Regions from separate parts of the Mus musculus genome. Here region 2 is linked to region 1. The links are chromatin loops, found by intact Hi-C in ENCODE. Cell type or tissue: left cerebral cortex. All regions are shown on one strand. Links, peaks and the distances in the headings refer to the core of each region. The heading gives the core; the rest is flanking DNA.

Region 1 (11,144 bases), core at 946-8,945:
TTTCAGTTAGATCTGTGTTGAGTTTAGAGATTCATGAAATTGGATAAATGTGCAGACTAGTTTTGAGCAAGCTTGTGCTCTCTCTCTCATCTAATCTGTCTGAACATCTGTCTGTCTATCTATCTGTCTGTCTATCTATCTATATATCTATCTATCTATCATCTACCTACAGAGTCTTGTGTATCCCTGGCTGGCCTCAGACTTCCTATGACTTCTTCTGATCCCACTTTCACCTTCCCAAGAGTGTTAGGGTTACAGCTGTGTACCACCAACCCTGGTTTGTTTTTTTGTTTTGTTTTTATTTTTTAATTAGGTATTTTCTTCATTTACATTTCAAATGCTATACCAAAAGTCCCCCAGCCCCCCCCCCCCCTCACACACACACTTCTTGGCCCTGGCGTTCCCCTGTACTGAGGCATATAAAGTTTGCAAGACCAAGGGGCCTCTCTTCCCAATGATGGCCGACTAGGCCATCTTCTGATACATATGCAGCTAGAGACACGAGCTCTGGGGGTACTGGTTAGTTCATATTGTTGTACCACCTATAGGGTTGCAGACCCCTTTAGCTCCTTGGGTACTTTCTCTAGCTCCTCCATTGGGGGCCCTGTGATCCATCCAATAGCTGACTGTGAGCATCCACTTCTGTGTTTGACAGGCCCCCAACCCTGGTTTTATGTGGTGCTTGGGGATCCAACCCTGGGCTCTGTGCATGCTAGGCAAGCTCTCAGTCAGCTGACTGACATTTCTAACTGAAAAGCTCTGGGGTGGGGTTGGGGCTTGTGTTTGTGTCCTAATTCCTTCCTTTTTCTCTACTTTCTCCTCTGACTCAGGCTCTTACTGAATCAAAATTAGCATCTTATGTTGAATTTTATTCTTGTGCTGTCTGATTTTAATGTGCATGATACTGGGTTCATTTGACTGTTAGGTTATGAATCAGGGTGATACACAAATTAAAAGTTTCTTGAAATAAAATTCCCCAATTTCATTCCTCATTTTTTGGCCCATGGGCATTTGCAGCATGAGGTCAGCGTCTTTGTCACTGATGTGTTGCTGTGAAGAGACAGTGTGACCTAGGAAACTTTTATAAAGAACAGCGTTTAGCTGGGGTTGGCTTACCCTCTCAGACTTAATCCATTCTCATCATGGCAGGGAGCATGACAGTGGAGCAGTAGCTGAGGGTCACATCCTGATCTGTAGGCAAAGGAAAAATCAGAGAGAGATGAGGGGTGAGGGGACAGGAGAACTGGGTTTAGCATGGGCTTTCGAAATCTCAGAATCTCAGTGGCTCCCCCATGGCACACTTCCTCCAACAAGACCTAACAAGATCACACTTCCTAATCCTTCTCAAGTACTGCCACACCCTGATGACGAAGTGTTCACACGTGAGTCTCTTGGTGCCATTCTTATCCAAACCACCACACTTAGGCATTCTGGCATTTTGAAAGGCACATGTCTGCAGGAGGAATGCATCCTAGGAAGCTCTGCTATGCATCTTTCATTGGTAGATTTAGGTTAAGTACTAATATAACTCAATATTTTCTGTTTATTGTTTTTAATAACTTTTGTAGAAACAACACACCTTATAGCCTCATAGCACCCTGTATATCAAGTATTTGAAGGACTAAAATCTTTAAGAATAATGAAAAATAAAAGTAGTATTTATTGTGTTTTCCTCCCATGTCTCAGAGACTTTTTAGTCCCAGATAGATGTGTTTCATGCTGTAGACTCGAGTGCCCAGCTCAGAAACAGGGTTACCTTTGAGGAAGGGTGGAGCTTAGACTGTCCTGGAACCTTCCTGCTTCAGCTCCCAGGCAAACAGTGCTATTACAGCTGTGCGCTCCTTCACCGTACTGTCCATTGCCACAAACAAAACCCTGGGAAGAAAGTCAGAAACGCCTTTTGATGAATTAAGAAGAAAAACAACTGCTGTTTCAAATAACTTAAAAAGCTCTAGCTTTATTTTCCTGTACCTACCCAGTGCCTCACACTGGATTACCCAGTCCTGTCTGCAGGCCGTATGAAAAGTTCCCATTAACTGGCAGCTTTTATGAGTTCTAAAACATTGCCTAAAAGACCCTATTGTTGTAAGTCATCTGACCTCATCTGGGAGATTGTTGTTTATTTAGAAAATACAGTGTGCAGTTTCAGGTCCTGTTGTGTGGTAGCCTGAAAGTCAATGCCTTTCTTGGTCATGAATTCTTAAAGGGCCAAAGTGAAGTTGCTTCTCTGACACCAATAGCATGGGCTTATTTTTTTCCCCCTTGGGTTTTATGAACCTGCAAGAATGGAGGCTCAGGCCTTTGCTTGAGGTTATTGTGGTCGGGTTCTGTCTCTCACATGACTGATATACAAGTACCTCAGAAACTTGCATTTCGCTCCTTTTAAACCAGTAACAGTCTGATGTAAAAGTTTAGAATGAAATGCACATTTTCTGTAACTAAGGACACTTTAGAGATTAATTACCCAGAATTAACAACACATTGATTTGGCTAAGAGTACTTACTGGCCATTCTTCCACAGGACTTGATTTCAGTTCTACCCAAGCTAGGTGGTTCACAATGACCTGAGACCTCAGTTGCAAGGGCTCTCATCCTCTGTCCTCTGCGTACCGTGTGCACACATTTGTGCATACATGCATTCACAGCGTGTAATGCTAACACAAAGTAAGAACATTCTCCTGCTTCTAGTAGGTAAGATAGGAGTTGGAAGGGGCCCAGGGTCAAAGCCAGCCTGGTTTGTATAGTTACTAACTGGTTTGCATAGTTAACTAAATAAAATATTTATGACAAGACTCCATAGCTCTCTTCTTCACAGGAGAAAGGACAGATTGGATGTTTTCAGTATTTAGGAGAGGAGAGTCCGTCATGTTCACTGTTAGTCAGAAAGCATCCAATTAAAGTGATCAGGGACATCCTGACAGCTGGGAAGATTTTCTCTGCTCTACAGCTCTTGAGATGTGAGGGAGGGTGGAGCCCACGGCACCCAGGACTAAGTATAAATGTCTAACTACAAAGGCAGGTGTACTGAGGAGGCTGAGGCAGGAGGATTGCAAATTCCATGCCAGCCATGGGTACTTGGCATGATTCCACTACCCCCAGTCAGCCACCAACCACTAAGCACACCATATTTTTCAAGCATAAGGTGGATTTTTTGTTTTGAACAGCACACTTTTTCAAGTACATGGTATTAAAATTTCAAGACAAACACAGATGCAGTTGTCAGCAGCCAGGGGAATTCCACAGTTGGGCCTCGGCAAAGCAAAACAGGAAGCTTGAGAGGGCGCTCACAGCCCTGCTGTGTGGACTTGGGTAGAGTCACTGTGTTTCCTGGAACACTTCACTCTTACAGGACTCTTCATTAGCTGCCGGCCATGCAAATACTCCTAGTCATGCTTCAGATGCTTTTCATTCTGTATAAGGTCAGGGATTAGAGGCACAAATGTGAACAGTTGTGCTAGAGGAGAGGTGGTTTGGCAAACGTTTCTTTCTATGGAATTTCTGCATCACTACATCATAGTTGGAGTGTCAGTATCTAGTGATTGGGAGTTGACACAGAAGGTCTTGCCACCTTGTGAGCCTTGCCCACATGTGCTCTGCATGCTATCAAAGTGTGTTTATGTCCCTTAGGGAAACTCAGCTGACTGAGAAGAGATGATAGCAAGGAATTCAGATTGATTTTGGTTCGCTATAGTTTAACCTGTCTCAGAGTTCTGTGATTAACAAGGAGTGACTCCTGGTATAGGTAGCAACAGTTACCACCCTCAGAATAACTGCACAAGTGAAGGAAAGCACATGCTGGAGGATCCATTTAAATGAGCTTCAGGAAAATGCTGACAGACATGTGGGCAGTAGATCAGTGCCTACGTGGAGAAGGGATGGGGAAGGGACTTTTAGGAGGATGGGTGTGCTCACTGTGTTGACTGGTGTGGGCTCAAGTGCTTGATCCCCACCCCCTTCCTTTCTGTTTTCATCTCTTCCTTCCTCCACCATCTCATCTTAAGACCTTATCTTAACAAGGACATGTGTCTTTGTGAAAACAGTGAGCTGGAGGCTTCCCACCTTTGCCTTTATGTGTGAGCGTGTCCCTGGGAATGTGTTTGCACACTCTCCCTCAGTAGCTTACTGTGGCAGCTGTTCTCCGAGCCTCACCCAGAAATTCAAGTAAGTCACTTAGTGTAGGGGTGTGGGCCATGTGTGATTTCTTCCTAGCACCACAGGGGGCATGGTGGCTCTTCAGTCTTCAGGGCCAGGATTATAGAAACCAGGATGCCTGGAAGGTGTGACTCCAGTATGCCAGGTCTGCCTAGAGAGGCCCTCCAGCAGGCTGAGTGTACAGCAGAGGCAGTTGCTCTTGCAAGTCAGGTTCCTGTGAGACGTTGGGAGATGGCCCCTGTCCTGCAGATCCTTTGCCCCAGGTGTACAGCTGCTGTCCTTTTCTCCTTGTGATGAAGTCTCTGTCTCTACCCTCCAGAAGGTCTACTAAGCTGTCTCACTTGGGATACTGGAAATTGATCATGCTTTGGAGTACATACGGGTGGGTGAACTAGGATGACTGGCTTCCGAGGGTCACTCTAATGGTTTTTAGCAAAAAGAAGAGGAGACTACTGCCACATCCGTTTTGGCTTTGCTTCTTAAGGCTCTTCTGCAGAATTATGACTTACTGCTCCACACAGGAACAGTGGGGGGGGGGGGGGGGAAGTAAGAGGAGTGTAGTGGGGGCAACATACCCTGAATCTGGGTGAGCAAAGCTAGAAGGGTCTGAACCTTCTCTTGGCTTTCTGAGACCTTCTTGATTAAAAATGAGTGGGGCTCTAGGACACCCTTACTAAAGGCCTGGAGATTAACTTTAGAGAAATAAAGCACAAATGACCTGGGTAAGATAGCTCATACGTTTATTCCCAGCATTTGGAAGGCTGAGGCAGGAGGATCTCTTGAGTTTGAGGCTAATACATACATACATACATACATACATACATACATACATACATACATAGGGAGTTTCAGTACAGCCAGCCCTATAGAATGAGACCTGTCTCCACAGGTGAAAGTGTTGACTCAACCGTGTTAGAGGCTAGCATTGCAAGTGCTCACAGAGGCTTAGCAGGTCAGTAACATCTAAGAGTGAGTTCTTGTAAAACCATCATAAGGGCCAGGGAGATAGATGGTGTGGTGTGTAAAGGTATGTGCCACGCTGGCCCAGTGACCTGGTATCAGTCCTCAGAACCCATAGACAGGTGGAAGGAGAGAATAGATTCCACGAATCATCCTCTGACCTCCACATGTGTGCTCAGGCGCAGGCCTCCTAATAATAGTGATAATTATTATTACTCTTGTTGCTGCTGCTACTAAAGAAACTCTGATCTAGAATTGCAGCTTGTAGGTCAGGTGGCCTTGAGCACTTGCTGTGCAGAGGTGCACTTTAAGTTTGAAGGTTTGTTTTATGTGGGGATATATTCTCTCTCTCTCTCTCTCTCTCTCTCTCTCTCTCTCTCTCTCTCTCTCTCTCTCTTCCTCTCTCTCTCTCACACACACACACATACACATACACAGAGCGAGCAAAAACACATGTGCAGAAGCTCTAGGAACACATGGTTAAGAGGCACTGTGTTACCATGCAGAGTTAGCAGGAATAAACCCTCCCAGCTCTTCTGGGGTTTTATTTGGCAACAATAAAAAATAAAAAGATGGTAAGTTGGTTTCTGGCTTGTACATTCGAACTCTCCACTTCTCTGTGTTTATAGAGAGCCATGTTCTGACAGACAAACTGCCCTGAGCACTGTCAGATTTAGGACTTACTAGAATAGCAGCAACATTGCAGTTTTATGGACCTGGGTGTTGTGTCCTGAGGTTCTGTTCCTACAGTTCATAGTTCCCTGCAAACTTAAGAGCTGTGTGCTCTCACAGGGAAGCCTGCTGTGAGGACAGTGACCCAGCTACACTGGTGGCTGCTCTTGTGTCTGAAGGATCTGTGCAAACCTCAGATGAGCAGGGCAGGGGCAGTCATGAGGCAGGAGGTGGGTGTGCTGGTGGGAAGCCAGCGTGCCTGCTTGGCTGCTCACTGGGAAACTGGCTAGCGCTCTATTCGAGCATAGTGACCACACCTGTAATCTCAGCACTCAGGAACTGAGGCAGGACGGTGAGGTCTAGGTGAGCCTGAGCTGTATTGATGCAACCCTATCACAAAACTAAAACATGTCTGTCAAAACTTAGGAAGCAAGCCCCAGCCTAGTTGGGTTTAGACAGGGCATCAGTCAGTGCAGTGAACAGACCAGAGCTAAGTCCCACCCCTCCCCCAGGCCAGCTGAATGACAGATTCATTCCACTGTGGAGAGGGCAGTTGGAGACAACCCAAGTAAATGACATCAGAATATAATCAACTTGTTATCAAGAGCTAGAAAGTTGTGCTTAAAATCAAGAGCATTGAGGTCAAATCCCACATATTCTTGGCTAATGATGAGGGTAATTTTATATTTGTCTTATTTTTAAGTTATTTTTGTCATAAAAATATGTATCACTGGCATTATATAAAGTTCAGTGTTTTTATGTATAATGTTTTAGTCAGATTAACTAGTTCTTCAGACATCTATTATTTTATGTTGTCATGGCAGTGAGTGCTTTTGTTCTCAACATTTGGGAAACAGCAGGATGGTCAGGAGTTCAAGGCCCGCCTGGGCTACATGAGATTGCCTTTTTTTTTTTTTTTTTTTTTTTAAAGTATTGTTTCCTTAGTTTTGTTTCTTGGAAAGGTATCCATAATGTAGCCTGGCTGGCTTCAAACCCAAGGTCCTTTTTGTCCCAGCCTTGGGGGGCCTTGGGGGAGATACAGGCCTGTGTGGCCAGCTAGCTTATTACTTATTGTTTTATTCTAAAAACTTCCAGATGCCCCTTCAGGTAAAACTCTGGTTGTGTGGCTGCACACTTTACAGCATCATGGGGGGAGGGAGGGTGTCAAAGGGCAACCTTCAGGATTCCATGGGTGGAAGCTGGGTTTTGGGATGTGCACGGTAGGCTTTCTCGTGGGCTGAGCAGTCTTGACTGCTCATCCTCTAGAGTTTTGATGTTTCATTGTTTCAAAGAGAAATGAAAAGCATGAGAATTGGGGTTTCAGACCAGTGTGGGAGGATAAGGCCATTTTCTCAACACATTATTTCTCATATTTTAGAAGAGGCGACGACGGATTGACCGAAGTATGATCGGAGAGCCAACCAACTTTGTGCACACAGCTCACGTAGGATCCGGAGACCTATTTAGTGGGATGAACTCAGTAAGTTTGATCGTGGGACACGCACATGGGACTGTGAGACAAGGCCCAGAGGGACCTGCATGATAGACTCATACCTTCAAAATGACTTCTTAGACTTGTTGTGTGGGTCCCTTTTAATAACAACATGTCAAGTGAATTCTGCAACTAGATTGTGCCAGTCATGGGTTAAAAATATTTGGAAAGAAATACTGTGTCTGCATACGCACTCCCTGAGCAATATTGTTATTTGTACATTACTGAAATTCTTTTAAATGTACTGCTATGTACAATACAGATGACTTAATGTTCAAGGGAAGATGTGATGTATATGTAAGGGAAGACCGCTTCATACAGGAACAGCCACACTCGTGGCTTAGATTAGATTTGGAATGTGTTAATGATTGATTCTTATGCGACCACCATGGGGTCTCAAAGGTCAGTTTTTAATTTAATATTTATGTCAGGCATGGTGGTGTGTGCTTTTAATTCCAGCACTCAGAAGGTTGAGACAGGAAGAAGATCTCTGAGTTCGAGGCCAGGCTGGTCTACATAGAGAATTCTAATACAGCCAAGGCTAGAGACCCTGCCTCAAAATAAATAAATGCATAAATAAATACATAAATACATATTAATACTTACCCTCTTGTTGTGAACTGCTTTTCATGTACTTTAAGGTTTAGTTTTTATTTATGTGCATAGGTCACATGTGTGCAGAGGCCAGATTTAGTCTAAAGGTGGAGGCTGAGCTGGTGTTGAACTTGAGCTGCTGCCTCAGGCTGGTGGATGCTGGGACATCACCTAGCCACCTGTTAAGATTTAATCTAGCTCATAGTACTTGGACACATTGTCAGTATTGTTTGTGTACAGTTCAGGATTTTCTTTAAAATCTGTGCCTGCATCTTACCAATAGTAAGCTTCATGAGGCCTGCTGCCTACTGTAGCTGAGGCGGAGGGAGGCTCCTGCGCTGACAGCATCAGGCTTTGCCCTGCAGACCACTGGAGTCTTCTCTGGGACCGACATCATTCTTCAGAACCAATATGTCCTGTCGGGTAGCGATTTCATTGGATGAGCATGCTACAGCATTCCTCCCTCAGTGCTGAGTTCTTGCTGACAGTGAGATCGGTCAGGGAGGTTTTGGGAATTACTGCTGATAGTTCCCATTTGCATAAACATGACTGAGAGAGAAATTGTGTTTTCCTGTGTAAGAACAGTGATGACAAGACAAAACCATGAATAGAAATGCTATTTGTCCAAGGAGGTGTCCCCACCCATCTCTGTCCTGAGACTGGAGCAACTGTCATTGGGAACAGGATCGTGTGTGAAGGTGCCCGCCTGGCCTGCACTGCATCACTCACCACCTCTGAACACAGGGCTCGTCCTAGGGCTACTTCACGGACTGATTTTTGATGGGTTGGGTGCCACTGGTTGCTGTTGTTTCCAGGTGTAGACTGCCACGCCTGCAAGCTTACTTTTTAATGCCCGCTTCTTGCCAGCAGGAGCTCTGTGAGCCTTTAGTAGTTTTCAAACCCTGTACACTGCAGTCATGTGCTTGCTCACACCGATCAGTCACTTCCTGACTCTTCAGGTTAACACTGCAGGATTGATTTTATTTATTTATTTGTTTGTTTGTTTATTGAGGAGGCACACACCTCTTTCTTAGACTTGTGACTTGTGTGGCTTCATGAGTCTAAAAGTCTTGACCAGGTGGTCCTGGAATGTCTGCAGAGACTGTGTTGGGTATAGACTGATAAAGACTGATGATATCTGAGCTGAGGCCACACTGCATCACAAAGTGTTGTGGAAGTGATCATGCCCCAGGGCTTAAAGACGAGCTGTACATTCTTACAGCCATCAGTTGTGAGTTCAGGTTCAGTTGTAGTGTGTGCAGTACCATTGGGGCGAGAGGCTTCACAGAAGTCAAGTGTCTCTGAGGAAGGGCAGTGGGTCCTGTAAGGCAGAGTCCTTAAGCTGTCAGGAGCTGAAAGAGCTTAGCCACCCATGTGTTCTCCTCTAGCGTATTTAAACCTGTTAGTCCAGAAATAACTTCGGCAAGCCTCTGCGACTGGGCCGGGGAGGGAAAAGATGTGTCTGGAGGTTCGAGAGTTGGGGCAGGTAGAGAGGAAGAGGAGAATAGGAAAGATCGAGAAGAGGTGGAGGAAGAGGAGAAGCCATGATGGACCAGGTCTTCGAGGCCGGCAAAGTAGCAAGGGGTCTTATAGCTGGGGTATAAGTTAGTATAGTGTGAGATCTGCCCATTCTAGGCAAATAGCTTATAATTATAACTGGATTGGGTGTATTAGGGTTGGAAATTCTAGCAACAGATTGACTAGGTGAAATACTAGGTGCCTAAGGAAATAGTTTATCTGACTAAACGTTCTACATAAAAACACTGGACATCATAGGACGCCCACTGATCCATGTCAAAATAGTGACTTAGCATCACTAGAAAAGAGGTCCTGTGCTTCCTTTAAGTCCCAGTAAATGTCAGCAGCATTCAGGAAATAGATTTATGAACATGGTTCAAGCATCAAGTCTTCCCCTCAGGTCTCAGCTCTGGGAAGTGATCCTGCCTGGGTCCCCAGACTACAGACTCATGAGCATCACCCCCAGACTTCCTGCGCGGGTTCCTCCTTCCAGCAGTGTGGCCTGACTTACTCTCTACTTCCAGCGTGTTTCTAATTTACAGGACCTGGGTTGGAGTGATGGTGATAAACTGAAGAAGCTGTGTGCATTTGCTCCATCACCTTGCAGTCTATCACAAGACTCTGGTCTTACCACAGAGCAGGGCCTGACAGGCTGAGGCGGTAGTTCTTGTTGACAGGACTAAAAAGTGAACATGGCTTATCCTGTGTCTGTGGGCACATTCACTTCATCAGCCTGTTGACTAGCAGAAGGGAGTGGCAATCTGGGGCGGTTTAGGCAGTATGACTACAAGTTCAAGGCCATCTCAGGCTACATGAGGCCTTGCTTGGGGGAAAAACCAAACTAAAATACAGATCTTTCAGTAATGACCTCACCATTTGCACTGTAACCAGGAAAAATTAAGGTGTTTAACAATGAATGAAATGTGTCCCAGTAAATGCTCAGTGGTCCTCAGTAAACAGACTCACAAATGTGGCTCAGGCATCTAAACTGTCTGGCTGTCACTGGGCATTACGTCCTGAAGGTGGAGGGGAAATGGCTCTGTCGCAGTCTCTGGTTCCCGCTGTGCATCTGTTCTGTTCCTGTTGGCTTAGGTCAGCTCCATTCAGAACCAGATGCAGTCCAAGGGAGGCTATGGAGGTGGAATGCCTGCCAACGTGCAGATGCAGCTCGTGGACACCAAGGCAGGATAGCCCTGGTCCCTGCACTGTGAGTACCTCAGAGCTGGAGTGGGGTGGCCTCTTGGTTAGCCAAGTCTTAGTCTTGAGGTTAAGAAGTTAGACAAATTATCTTTCTTAGTGGTCTTGGCATATTCTTGATTTTAGATTTAATATCAGGGGGAGGCTTTGGCCTGTGATTCTGGTGACAAAATGTTGCTTTGCCCTCTTACCAAGTGGGACAGCACTGTGTACATAGTAGTGAGGTAATTTATAAATATTTCATTATAAGCTTTTCAAATGAAAAATAAGATGACTACTTAAAAGGAAGGATTTACCTAAGAGTGTAAAAGTAATTTGAATTTTTTTGGCTGGATGTGGCGGCGCATGACTTTAGTCCCAGCATTTGGGAGGCAGAGGCAGGCAGATCTTTGTGAGTTCAAGGCCAGCCTGGTCTACATAGTGAGTTCCAGGACATAAAGGACTGTGTAAAGAGACCCTGTTTATATAATAAAAAAAAAAAAAAAAACCTAAGAAATAATAATTTGAATTCTTCTTTTGGTTTTGTAGGTCATCGTGAATTCCTGTATTTTCTCTGTCC
Region 2 (11,144 bases), core at 1,840-9,839, 110 kb before region 1:
GATAAACCCATCTCTGCTCCTTCCCACTTTAAATACATACCTGGCAACGGTCCTGGACATGCACATGTTTCTCTCTGAAGCGCACGTTGCAAATGAGCGACAGGCTGAGGGCTACAGAGGAGATAGACATGCCTTTCACTGACATGGGCAACTGAAGGCCTGGGGAGGCAGGACGCTCCTCTCTTTCCCTTTGGTAGGTCTTTTGGTCTTCCAAAGCTGTTTGCCAATGAAGCACCTTACCAAATTGGTGACTTTTCATCTCATGGGACATACATAGCTAAATATAAAATGCTACATTAAATTGATGTTTAATCCCCAAAATATTAAGTTGGTAAAAAATTAACATTTTTCTTCCAGCTCTCGTCTAAAAGCAGCCATTGTTTCCCAAAGTCCCGTGGTTATTTTTGCGGCTAACAAATAATTATGTAGTGTATTTCTCTGCATTCTTACAAAGACAACGTTCCCCTTTTTGTTTTGTATGTATGGGTGTTTTGCCTGCTTAAATGTCTATGCACCAGGTGTGTATGCAGTGCCGTGCCTGCAGAGGTCAGGAGAGGGAATTGGATCCCCTGGGACTGGAGTTATAGATGGTCATGAGTTTCCTAGAAGAACAGCCAGTGCTCCAAAGCACTGAGCCATCTCTCTAGCCCCATGTAAAGACATTAGATAGATGAAATATCAAAGTCACTCTGGGTCACTGTAGTGGCCCTCTGTCAGATGGCTTGTGGTCTTTGTAGACTGCTGTGAAATGCTATAGATCTCTCTCTCTCTCTCTCCCTTTCTCCCTCCCTCCCCCCTCCCCACCTCTCTTTTGAGATAGGGTCTCCCTGTGCAGTCCTAGCCTTGAACTCTAAGATCCACTTGCCTCTGCCTCCCCAGTGCTTTACATAATTTGATCTCTAGTGTTCCAAATAAATAATAGTAATAATAACAATTGGATTTTATCAAAGTTAAAAACATTTACATAACGATTAGTGAACAATTATAGATGAAATATCTGTCATATATATGATGATTCTATAAAACATATGTTACCAGGTATGAAAAAAGAGTTATCAGACTATATAAAGGACTTCAAATATTCGAAAGCAAGCAGGGGCTGAGATGGCTCAGAGGTTAAGAACTCCTGCTGCTAGGACCTGAGTTCAGTTCCCAGCACCCTTTCAGGTAACTCGAAGCTGTCACTCCATTTCCAGGGGATCCTGTGCACTCTACTGGCCTCTAAGGGCACTGCATTTACATGTATAGACTCAAACCAACAGTGACACACAGATGCATAATAAAGGAATCGTAAAACAAGCAACTCAACTACAGAGAAGTGATTTCCTGTTTATTGGTGCCTTGCTGCTTTGTGTGTCAGCTTACTACTTGCATGCCTGGTGCCCACAGAGACCCCATAAAGGTTGTCGGATACCTTAGAACTCCTCTCTTACAAAGGGTTGTGAGCCGCCGTATGGGTGCTGGAAATTGAACCTCGGTCATCTGGAACAGTGTTTCTTAACCACTCAGCCATCTCTCCAGTCCCTCAACCCAACTTTAAAAGTAATATTTGAACAGATGCTTCATCAAAAAAGATACATGGAAGCTGTCAGGGTTGCCAGTTTTGGAACCCACAGGATGGAACGAGAGAACCAAATTCTGCAAGTTCGTGCTTCATGCACACACAATCACAGTTTTGAATTTTTTATTTTTTGGTCTTTTGAAACAGGGTTTCTTTGTGTAGCTTTTTCTGTCCTGAACCTCACTCTGCAGACCAGGGTGACCTCAAACTTACAGAGATCTCTGCCTGCCTCTGCCTCCCAAGTGCTGGGATTAAAGGCATGCGCCACCACGACCTAGCTTAAGTTTTCTCTTTTAGATCTTATATTTATTTGTATGAGTGTTTTGCCTTCATGCGTTTTTGTGTGCCACTTGCATCTCTGTTGTATTACAGATGGTTGTCAGCCAACATGTGGGTGCCAGAAATGTCACTAAGGGTCTTGGCAAAAGCACTAAGTGCTCTCAACTGCTGAGCCATCTCTCCAGCCACATTTTTTTTTTTTTTTTTTTTTTGAGACAGGGTTTGTCTGTGCAGCCCTGGCTGTCCTGGAACTCACTTTGTACACCAGGCTGGTCTCGAACTCAGAAATCCGCCTGCCTCTGTCTCCTGAGTGCTGGGATTAAAGGCGTGCACCACCATACCTGGCTACAAATTTTTAAAGATATGCAAATGACAGATATAGTGTGAGAAGTTGCTAGTACATTAACAGGCACTAGGAATTAAAATCATAGTGACATAGTTATGTGTCTATTAGAATGGCCGAAATCTGGATGGTTGACAATATCAAGTATTGGCAAGGATATGACTTTTCTGAGACAGGGTCTCACTGTGTAGCCTTGGCTAGTCTGGAACACATTATATATTTTTTTCCTTATTTTATCAAATCCCTAAATTATCCATCATCCTATTGGCTCAGGACAGATTCAAGTTTTATTGTGATGGTTGTTTTTGCACTGCTGTGATAAAACAGGTGAAGAATAACTTACGGGTTTGTGTTACAGCATGATTTCATTCCAATACCTTAAGGCGACACCTTAACAAAACATGGTGGCAGACAGGAAACACTTGGCTAACTAAGCCTGGCAGGGAGTGGGTGGGCAGGCATAATGTTAAAATGACTGTTTCTAGTGACCTACTTGTGCCAATCAGGTTCCACCTCCTAAAGGTTCCACATGCTTCAAAATAGCCCTATGAGCTGGGGGAAATAAAAACAAAAAACAAAACTGTGGGAGACATTTGAGAGTCAAATTGTAACCTGTGTGTGTGTGTGTGTGTGTTCGTGCACTTGGGTGTGCACCTGTGATTGCATACATTTACATGCTATGACATACATGGAAGTCAGAGAATAATTTGGGGAGTTGATTCTCTGGGACTTGAACTTGGGTTGTGGCAGCAAGCACCTTTTTTTCTACTAAACGGTCTCATTGACCTGCATTATATGTGTACCTTGAGTTGGAATTGTGAAGGCCTGAGGCTATAGCTCAGTGGTATGAAATTTGTCCAGTATGTACAAGGCCTGAGGTTCAATCTCCAAGAAAACCAGATGAAACAGAATGAGTGAGGATTGATAATTCTGTGCGGAGTCTGTGGAGTATGGGCGGCAATGTCCACACAGACTGTGCCTGTCTTTGTCAGGTATCCCAAGGATACCTGGAGATTCCCATGCTGCTCTGTTAATGTAAAAAAGAACGCTAGGGATGTGGGTGTGGTTCTGTTAGCTGAATGCTTGCTTAGTGTGTATGAAGCCCTGAGTTCTATCCCCAGCACTGCCTAACCCAAGTAATTCCCCGAACTTGGGGGTGGGGGTAGCAGCTTGAAGATCAGAAGTTCAAGGTCAATCTGAGCTTCATAGCAGGATTGAGGCTAGACTGATGTGTGAGACCCTGTTCAACAAATGATGAGTTTATTAGAGTATTGTCTAGGGGGCTGGAGAGATGGCTCAGCGATTAAGAGCACTGGCTGTTCTCCCAGAGGACCCAGGTTCAATTCCTGCACCTACATGGCAGCTGGCAACTGTAACTCTAGTTCCCAGTGACCCGACACCCTCACACAGACATACATGGAGGCAAAACACCAATGCACATAAAATAAAAAATAAAAATATTTTTAAATTGTTTATAAGATGTAATACACAATGTGATGTGGTTCTATCTTTTATAGTCTTTTTAAAATTCATTGTGTGTGCGCACGCACGTGTGCGTGCGTGCGTGCATGTGGATTTGTGCATGTGAGTGCAGAAGCCTGTGGAGGCTAGAGGTGTCAGATCTCCTGGAACTAAGAGTTATGTATGATCATAACCAGACTGAATTGGGTGCTTGGAGCTGAAGTCAGGTCCTCTGGAAGAGGGAACAGTGTTCTCAACTCTCCAGCCCCCAGTCTTACTATCTTAAAGAAATATAAGTGCGGCTTAAAGAAATATTAACTGGGGCTGGCCATGATCATGTACATGTTTTAATATCAGCACCCAGGAGGCAGAGGTAACCTGGTCTACATAGTGAGTTCTAGGACAGCCAGAGCTATGTAGAGAGACCTCCATCTCAAACAAAACAAAATATAAAATGGGCCTGAGAGGTTAAAATATGTACTTCTCTGGCAAGCAGCAGAACTCAAGTTCTGCAGGTCCCCAAACCCAGATCATAGTGACTGGCTCCAAGGGGTGTGACACCCTCCCCTCCACTCTCCAGGAACCTGTATTCACATGTGTGTGACTACACATATACACACAGGTAAAGACAAAAGCTAAGTATAAAATAACTCTAGACCTAACTCTGTTTTAAAGAATATGAATCGAGGTTTAATAATAATTTTGAGATGGGGTCTCATATAGCTTCGATTAATCTCAAACTATATTCCAAGGCTGACCTAAAACTTCTGATCCTTCTGCCTTCACCTTCCCACCCGGGGCTGGGATTACAGGTGTGCACCTTGTGCCTGCTTCGGGGGAAAATCAGCTCTTGCTGGTGATGGAGGGGTACTCCGTGGGAGCGTGAGCTTCCAGCCACACACAGCTTACATAGATTCAAAAACAAAAAACAAAAACCAGGAAAGTGAAAAGACTAATGTTTTAGCTGGGGTTCCCAGGGACAAAGATGCTCGTGGGAGGTTTAAATTAGAGAACTCTTGGAAAGTGAAGAGGACAAGATGTAGCAGAGCCTGGGGCTGAAATGACCTTCAGAATCTGGTCACACTAAAGCAGGAGGTTGGGACTCCGTGTCCTGGCACCAAGGCCTGGCCTGCTAGGAGAGAAGCAGAATCTCTGAGCAAAGAGCCATGCCAGTGAGCCTCGAGCCATGCCAGTGAGCCTCGAGCCATGCCAGTGAGCCTCGAGCCAACACTCCCTGCAGCTGAGGAGAGAAGGCTCCTGCAGGCCTCTGCGCCGCACCTCTGAGGCCATCACTGCCTCAGATGCCAGAGGCGCCTGAGTGTTTCTCTGAGGAGCATGGAGTCTGTGAGGCAAGAAGCTGGGTACAAGCCGAGAGCCGTGTGAATTAAAGCTCCTTCCAGTCATTCGTTCAGCTAATGTTTTTCTAGTTTGACTTACATGGAAAAAAAAAAAAGAAGTCCACTAAAGGGTGAACAGGAGACAGGACTCTAGGCATGGTTATGCCACTGAAAACGGTGTGTTTGAGGAAAGCATGAGTGTGGTCCCCCTGGGGACTTCTGGTTATCTTGCCTAATGTGCATAGAAGCATGAGTCCTTACCCCCAAGCACTTAGAACAGAACAGAACAAAACTGATGCTATGCTAGTTAGAATTATTTTAAATTTTTAAAAAATTAGTTTTTGGGGAGGAGATGGTCACATTACATGACACATGTGAAGGTCAAAGGACAACTTCCAGGAGTTGGTGCTCTCCTTTCATCACGCGGGTCCCAAACATTAAACTCAGGCTGTCAGACTTGGCAGCAAGCATCTTTACCCTCTGAGCCCTATCAGCAGCCCTAGTTGGAATTATTTTAATACAACCCCACTGCACCTAGCTCTCTACAAAAGCGAAGAGAATGAGCCAGAGATGCCTCTCACGTGACAGACACTTGCCTAGCGTGCATGAAGCCCGAGTTCCATCTCTAGCGCTGCAGAAACAAGCTCAGAGGTTCAAAAGTTCAAAGCTAGTCTTGAAGATGAATTAGAGAAGGAGAAAAACATCTATTAGGAACACACATGCAGCCTCACTTCCTACTTAACTCAAGAGACTATTTTCCTGGCGATAACCTACCAGGCAGAGTTTTCTCAACATCCCCAGAGGGGAAATGGTGAGGTTTGTTGTTGTTGTTGTTGTTTTGTTGTTGATGATGATGATGATTGGTTGGGTTTTTGTTTTTTTTTTTTTTTGGTTTGTTTTGTTTTGTTTTGTTTTTTTGGCTTGGTTTTTGGTTTTTCAAGACAAAATTTCTCTATGTAACCCTGGCTGTCTGGGAACTCACTCTGTAGACAGGCTGGCCTTGAACTCACAGAGATCTATCTGCCTCAGCCTCCCCAGTGTCGGAATTAAAGGCCTGTATCATCACCACAGGACAAAATGCTGACAGTTAAACCAACGAGGAAGATGTGTTTCCCTGGCTTCTAATTGGTTTATGGCTTAGACCAGTTGTTGATAAGCGCTTATAAAGAGCACAGAGTCATAGACTAAGAACAGGCAACATTGTAGTTTGTGATGTTTCCAGTCCTTGATGCAGATTTTCTTAATCTCAAATCTCATGTGCCTGTTTCCCCACTCTACTCCCAGAAACCAAGAAGCCTATAAAACCCAAGAAAGAGACTAGTCTGACCAGCGCCCCCTACTGGAGGATGGGAACATGATGCCTACTAGAGGTGTCTGAACTATGTCCCTCAACAGAAGACCACAATGAAGAAAACCAACTGTTTCACTGGAAGACTAGAGGCTGGTCTTTGCAGAGTGTAGAGATGTGTACTGAAGTTATAAAGAATGAAGCCAAGCATTCAGCACTTACCACACAGTCTTTTAAGGTCACCCCTGGAGTAAGAGGGATTTCACTCCCTAAAGTGAGGTAAGCAGGGGCTGGAGCTATAGCTGAGTTGGTAGAATTCTTGCCTAGCATGCACAGGGCCCTAGGCTTGATTCCCAGCACTTCATATAGCAGGCGTGGTGTTACACACCTTTACCCCCAGCACTAAGAAACAGGAGCAGGAAGGATCAGGAGTTTATACAGTCATCCTCATTAGAGAGCATGAGCCTGGGCTAAGAGATCTTGCCTGAGGTGTGGAAGAGGGACAGATAAGCAGGAGGCTCCAACAGTTCCCACCCATCCCTGAGGTAACATTCGTTGCTCAGTCTGCAATGGTTAGAAACTCCAAGTTCCTGGTTTCCAGGCGTCTGCATTGTCTGGAGAGCACAACCTACTTTGCTTTCTAGCACGTAGGCTCCTATTGCTTGCTGCTACTTTGGAACCTCCAAGCGTTGTTGTAAAGGAACAACCCAGCCCTGCAAAACAGCCGGCTGGCCTCATCTACCCACCCACAGCCTAGGAAACAGCCTGGCAGCTTGGGCAACCAAAGTCCTAGGTAGCAGATGTTTGGCCTCCTCACCCACCCACAGACCCAGGAAGCAGCCCAATGGCCTTCCATAACTGGCTTGACTTACCAAGGCCCCCTGAAAAAACAGGCAGGCAGCATTATGACTCTGCCTTCAGTCCCAAGAAGCAGTTGAACAGCCTGTTCTCAGCTCAGCCTAATTACAAAGTCTGAGAAACACCAACCACGCACTCACCCTCAGCTCCAGGAAGCAGCTGAACAGCTTTCCTCTAGCAGATCAGGGATTCGCTTCTCTGAAAAGTCACCCGTGTAGGCTCCAGACACAAACAACATCAGTGGGTCACTAAGGAGAAAGCTGTGCCACACTCTCTCTGGTCCACCAGGACAGCGCAACCCTCACATGCCCATAGGAACTGACGGGCATGGAATACCTGCATCCAGGCACACCACACCCAGAGATGTTGGTGGGCCATCTCACAGCTGCATCCCAGCTGGTTGATACCCCCAGCAGAGACCTTCAGCACATGCAGCATTACCCCTGGGAATTGGAGCAGAACTACACCCACGATACATTAAAGCTTCTGCCTACAGCCAGAGTCAGCACAGCCTGTCCAGCCAATACGTACACAGCCCTGGGAGAAAGCCTTTTACTCTCTATGCAAGTCACCCAGTAAAGGTGGCAGAGGCATCGGATTCACCAGACACGCATCAGTGAAGGGACACAGAGGGCACCCACCTGAAATCCTAGCACATAGGATATAGAAGCAGGACAATCAGGGGTTCAAGGTCATCCTCAGCTACATCCAAGCCAGCCTGGGCCATGTGAGATCCTGTCTCAAACCAAACAATGACACAAATGAATGTACATTGGTTGTATCTTTCCACTTACATTTTTGGGTGTTCGAAACATGCTACTTAAAACATTTTAAAATCTAGAAGTCATAGACTTATAGAAGTCAGGTTGGTGGGTAACTTTTTTTTTTTTTTTTTTTTTTTTTTTGGTTTTTCGAAACAGGGTTTCTCTGTATAGCTCTGGCTGTCCTGGAGCTTACTTTGTAGACCAGGCTGGCCCCGAACTCAGAAATTCGCCTGCCTCTGCCTCCTTTAGATTAAAGGCGTGTGCCACCACTGCCTGGCAAGTGGGTAGCTTTTGAGAACAGGCAAATAATGGTTTAAAAGGTAACTGGTGGGAGCTGGAAAGACAGCTCCCTGATTAAAAACACTCTCCCAGAACCCACACGGCAACTCACAACTGTCTGTAACTTTAATTCTCGGGGATTCAAAATGCTCTCTATTGTCCTCTACAGACATCAGACACAAGCAGTACATGGACACATGCAGACAAACCATCCAGGCACACAAAGTTTGTAAAAAATTGAAAAAAAAAAAGTAACAGGAACTACCAGAATCTTGACAGTAACCTGCATAATCCCAACTCACTTCATGGCAGGAGTGAAATCTGAGAAACCCACCTCGAGGCAGCTTCCCGGGATGAGAACAGTGAAGTGAGTACTTCCACGACTATAGGTGATGTCGCACAGCCCCACATGGCCCTACTGTGAGCAAGAGACACAGAAAGCAGGAGATGCATGGTACCAGAGCTGGTATGTTGTACAGCAAGCATTTCCATTTGGTTAATTATTTTGCAGTTGCATGGGTAAAAGAGGGCTCTCTATCTGTGAGATAAACACTTGGCCACTGAGCCACAACTCTAGCCCAGGAATAGATGTACTCCAACATAGCATAACATCATCATAAGAGAGCATAGCATAATGAAATTATGAGCCAACAACACAGTCAGATCACCAACATGGTACAGCAGAGTAAAATAGCATCACATGCTAAAAATATGAGCCAGTAACACAGTCATGTCGTGATCAGCGACCGCTGTGTGCCGGACATTACTACTTGTGTGTGTGTGTGTGTGTGTGTGTGTGTGTGTGTGTGTCCCTTTAGAGCACTGACTGTAGAGGGAAGAAGCAGTTCAACCGAACTCTACTTTGGTGAGTTGAGGGCTCATTGGGGTTATTGCAGGAGTGTGGGGGAGGGGCTCCTTAACAAGAGCAAAGGTTACTCAAAGGCAGTGCATCACCAAAAAGCCCACCCCAGAATGGGTGACAGCTCCTAGGAGCTGAGTTTTTATAGCTCCCTGATCGTGCAGGCAGGTCCACTGAACAGTGTCCCCTATCGACTGTTTATGTAGCTGGGTAGAGGGTATCTTGTGAGCCTTGCAGCTAGTACCTACACCACACTTCAACCCTCCTCCCTGCTCGTACATGCTATCTGCCCCTCTTCTGCGATGTTCCCTGGGGCTTTAAGGGAGTGATAAGAGTGTCTGATTTTCTTCCATTTATGACTGAGCTTTGGGCCACTAGGCCTCTTATTCTCAGTAGGTTGACTGAGTCTCAGAAGAAGCCGTCACCCACGGTAGATAAAAAGCTTCTCTCCAGACTCAGGCTGACTTAGCAGTAATCTCTGGATGTAGACCTAAATGTTCAGGAGACAGCTCCAGTATCCACAGCAGCATCCTTCTTGATGGGGCCTATGGCCTCCTCAATCTCAGGTCTCTGCCCTAGTTTACCATTCCAAACATGAGTTATATCCTGTGGAGTGGATTGTGGGTATGTATGTGTGGTACGTGTCTTAGTCAGGGTTTGCATTCCTGCACAAAACATCATGACCAAAACTCAAATTGGGGAGGAAAGGGTTTATTCGGCTTACACTTCCACCTTGCTGTTTATCACTAAAGAAAGCCAGGACAGAAACTCACTCAGGGCAGGAGTTTGGAGGCAGGAAGTGATGCAGAGGCCATGGAGAGTGCTGCTTACTGGCTTGCTTCCCCTGGCTTGCTTGGCTTGCTTTCCTATAGAACCCAGGACTACCAGCCCAGGGATGGCACCACCCACAATGGGCCCTGCCACCCTTGATCACTAATTGAGAAAATGTCTTAAAGCTGCATCTCATGGAGGAAGTTCCTCAAGGGAGGCTCCTTTCTCTTTGATAACTCTAGCTTGTGTCAACTTGATACACAAAACCAGCCAGTACAGTACATATATGTGTTTATGTGTTCACATGTACATGCAGGTGTGCATGCTTATGGAGGTAGAGACGAATGTCAAGTGTTTCCTCAGTTTCTCTTCATATTACTATTATTATTTTCATTATTTAGAGTCATGCACAGTCTTACTAGAATAGCCCAGTCTGTCCTGGAACTCGCTATGTAGACCTGCCTCTGCCTCTGCCTCTGCCTCTGCCTCTGCCTCTGCCTCTGCCCCTCTGCCTCTGCCCCTCTGCCTCTGCCTCTGCCTCTGCCTCTGCCTCTGCCTCTGCCTCTGCCTCTGCCTCTGCCTCTGCCTCTCTGCCTCTGCCTCTCTGCCTCTGCCTCTCTGCCTCTGCCTCTCTGCCTCTGCCTCTCTGCCTCTGCCTCTGCCTCTCTGCCTCTGCCTCTCTGCCTCTGCCTCTCTGCCTCTGCCTCTGCCTCTGCCTCTGCCTCTGCCTCTGCCTCTCTGCCTCTGTCTCTCTGCCTCTGCCTCTCTGCCTCTCTGCCTCTCTGCCTCTGCCTCTCTGCCTCTGCCTCTCTGCCTCTGCCTCTCTGCCTCTGCCTCTGCCTCTGCCTCTGCCTCTGCCTCTGCCTCTGCCTCTGCCTCTGCCTCTGCCTCTGCCTCTGCCTCTGCCTCTGCCTCTGCCTCTGCCTCTGCCTCTGCCTCTGCCTCTGCCTCTGCCTCTGCCTCTGCCTCTGCCTCTGCCTCTGCTGAGTGTGAGGATTAAAGGTGTGAGCCACTATGCCTGGCTTCTACAATTACATATATTTGAGACAATCTGTCACTAAATCTGAAGCTCATCAGTTTGGCTAGGCTGGATGGCCAATGAGTTCAGGGATCCATTTGTCCCACTCCCATCCCACCACCCCTACTCCCACTCCCCAGCACGGGGTTACACACAGCTACACCATTTTTGTATGGGTACTAGGGATTTGAACTTAGATCTTCATGCTTGTGTGGCAAACATTTTACCAACTGAGCCCTGTGGCGCACATGTTAAACTATAGTTTGCGGACCCTAGGAGGCTCCCTGGCCAAGAGGCACGGAGTGGTAGCTCACTATGGCACGGGG

The links. Peaks named below come from ENCODE experiments on the same cell type or tissue, not always from the same donor. Only the 100,000 strongest peaks of a DNase experiment are listed, where the experiment ranks them.
Region 2: it touches region 1 in a loop (6-fold over the local background); 3 of 42 quality-filtered maps call a loop at or near these places.

The regions. Positions count from the first base shown.
Region 1 is chr11:54,719,694-54,730,837 of GRCm38, reverse strand. Cdc42se2 (CDC42 small effector 2) reads left to right here. Exons shown (of 6, transcript NM_178626.3): 4 at 7,163-7,264; 5 at 10,481-10,595; 6 at 11,114-11,144. The coding sequence ends at 10,579. Among named protein-coding and RNA genes, the nearest start is that of Cdc42se2, 62 kb to the left of the region's middle. In left cerebral cortex, for the core only: CTCF peaks have their summits at 3,244 and 4,218; DNase peaks (open chromatin) are centred at 3,872, 4,080, 6,037, 6,283 and 3 more places; H3K27ac peaks cover 3,351 bases.
Region 2 is chr11:54,829,979-54,841,122 of GRCm38, reverse strand. It overlaps Lyrm7 (LYR motif containing 7), which reads left to right. Exons shown (of 5, transcript NM_029327.5): 5 at 1-2,773. Among named protein-coding and RNA genes, the nearest start is that of Lyrm7os, 16 kb to the right of the region's middle. In left cerebral cortex, for the core only: a CTCF peak has its summit at 6,316 (motif pointing left); DNase peaks (open chromatin) are centred at 4,844, 7,099, 7,693 and 8,817; H3K27ac peaks cover 1,546 bases.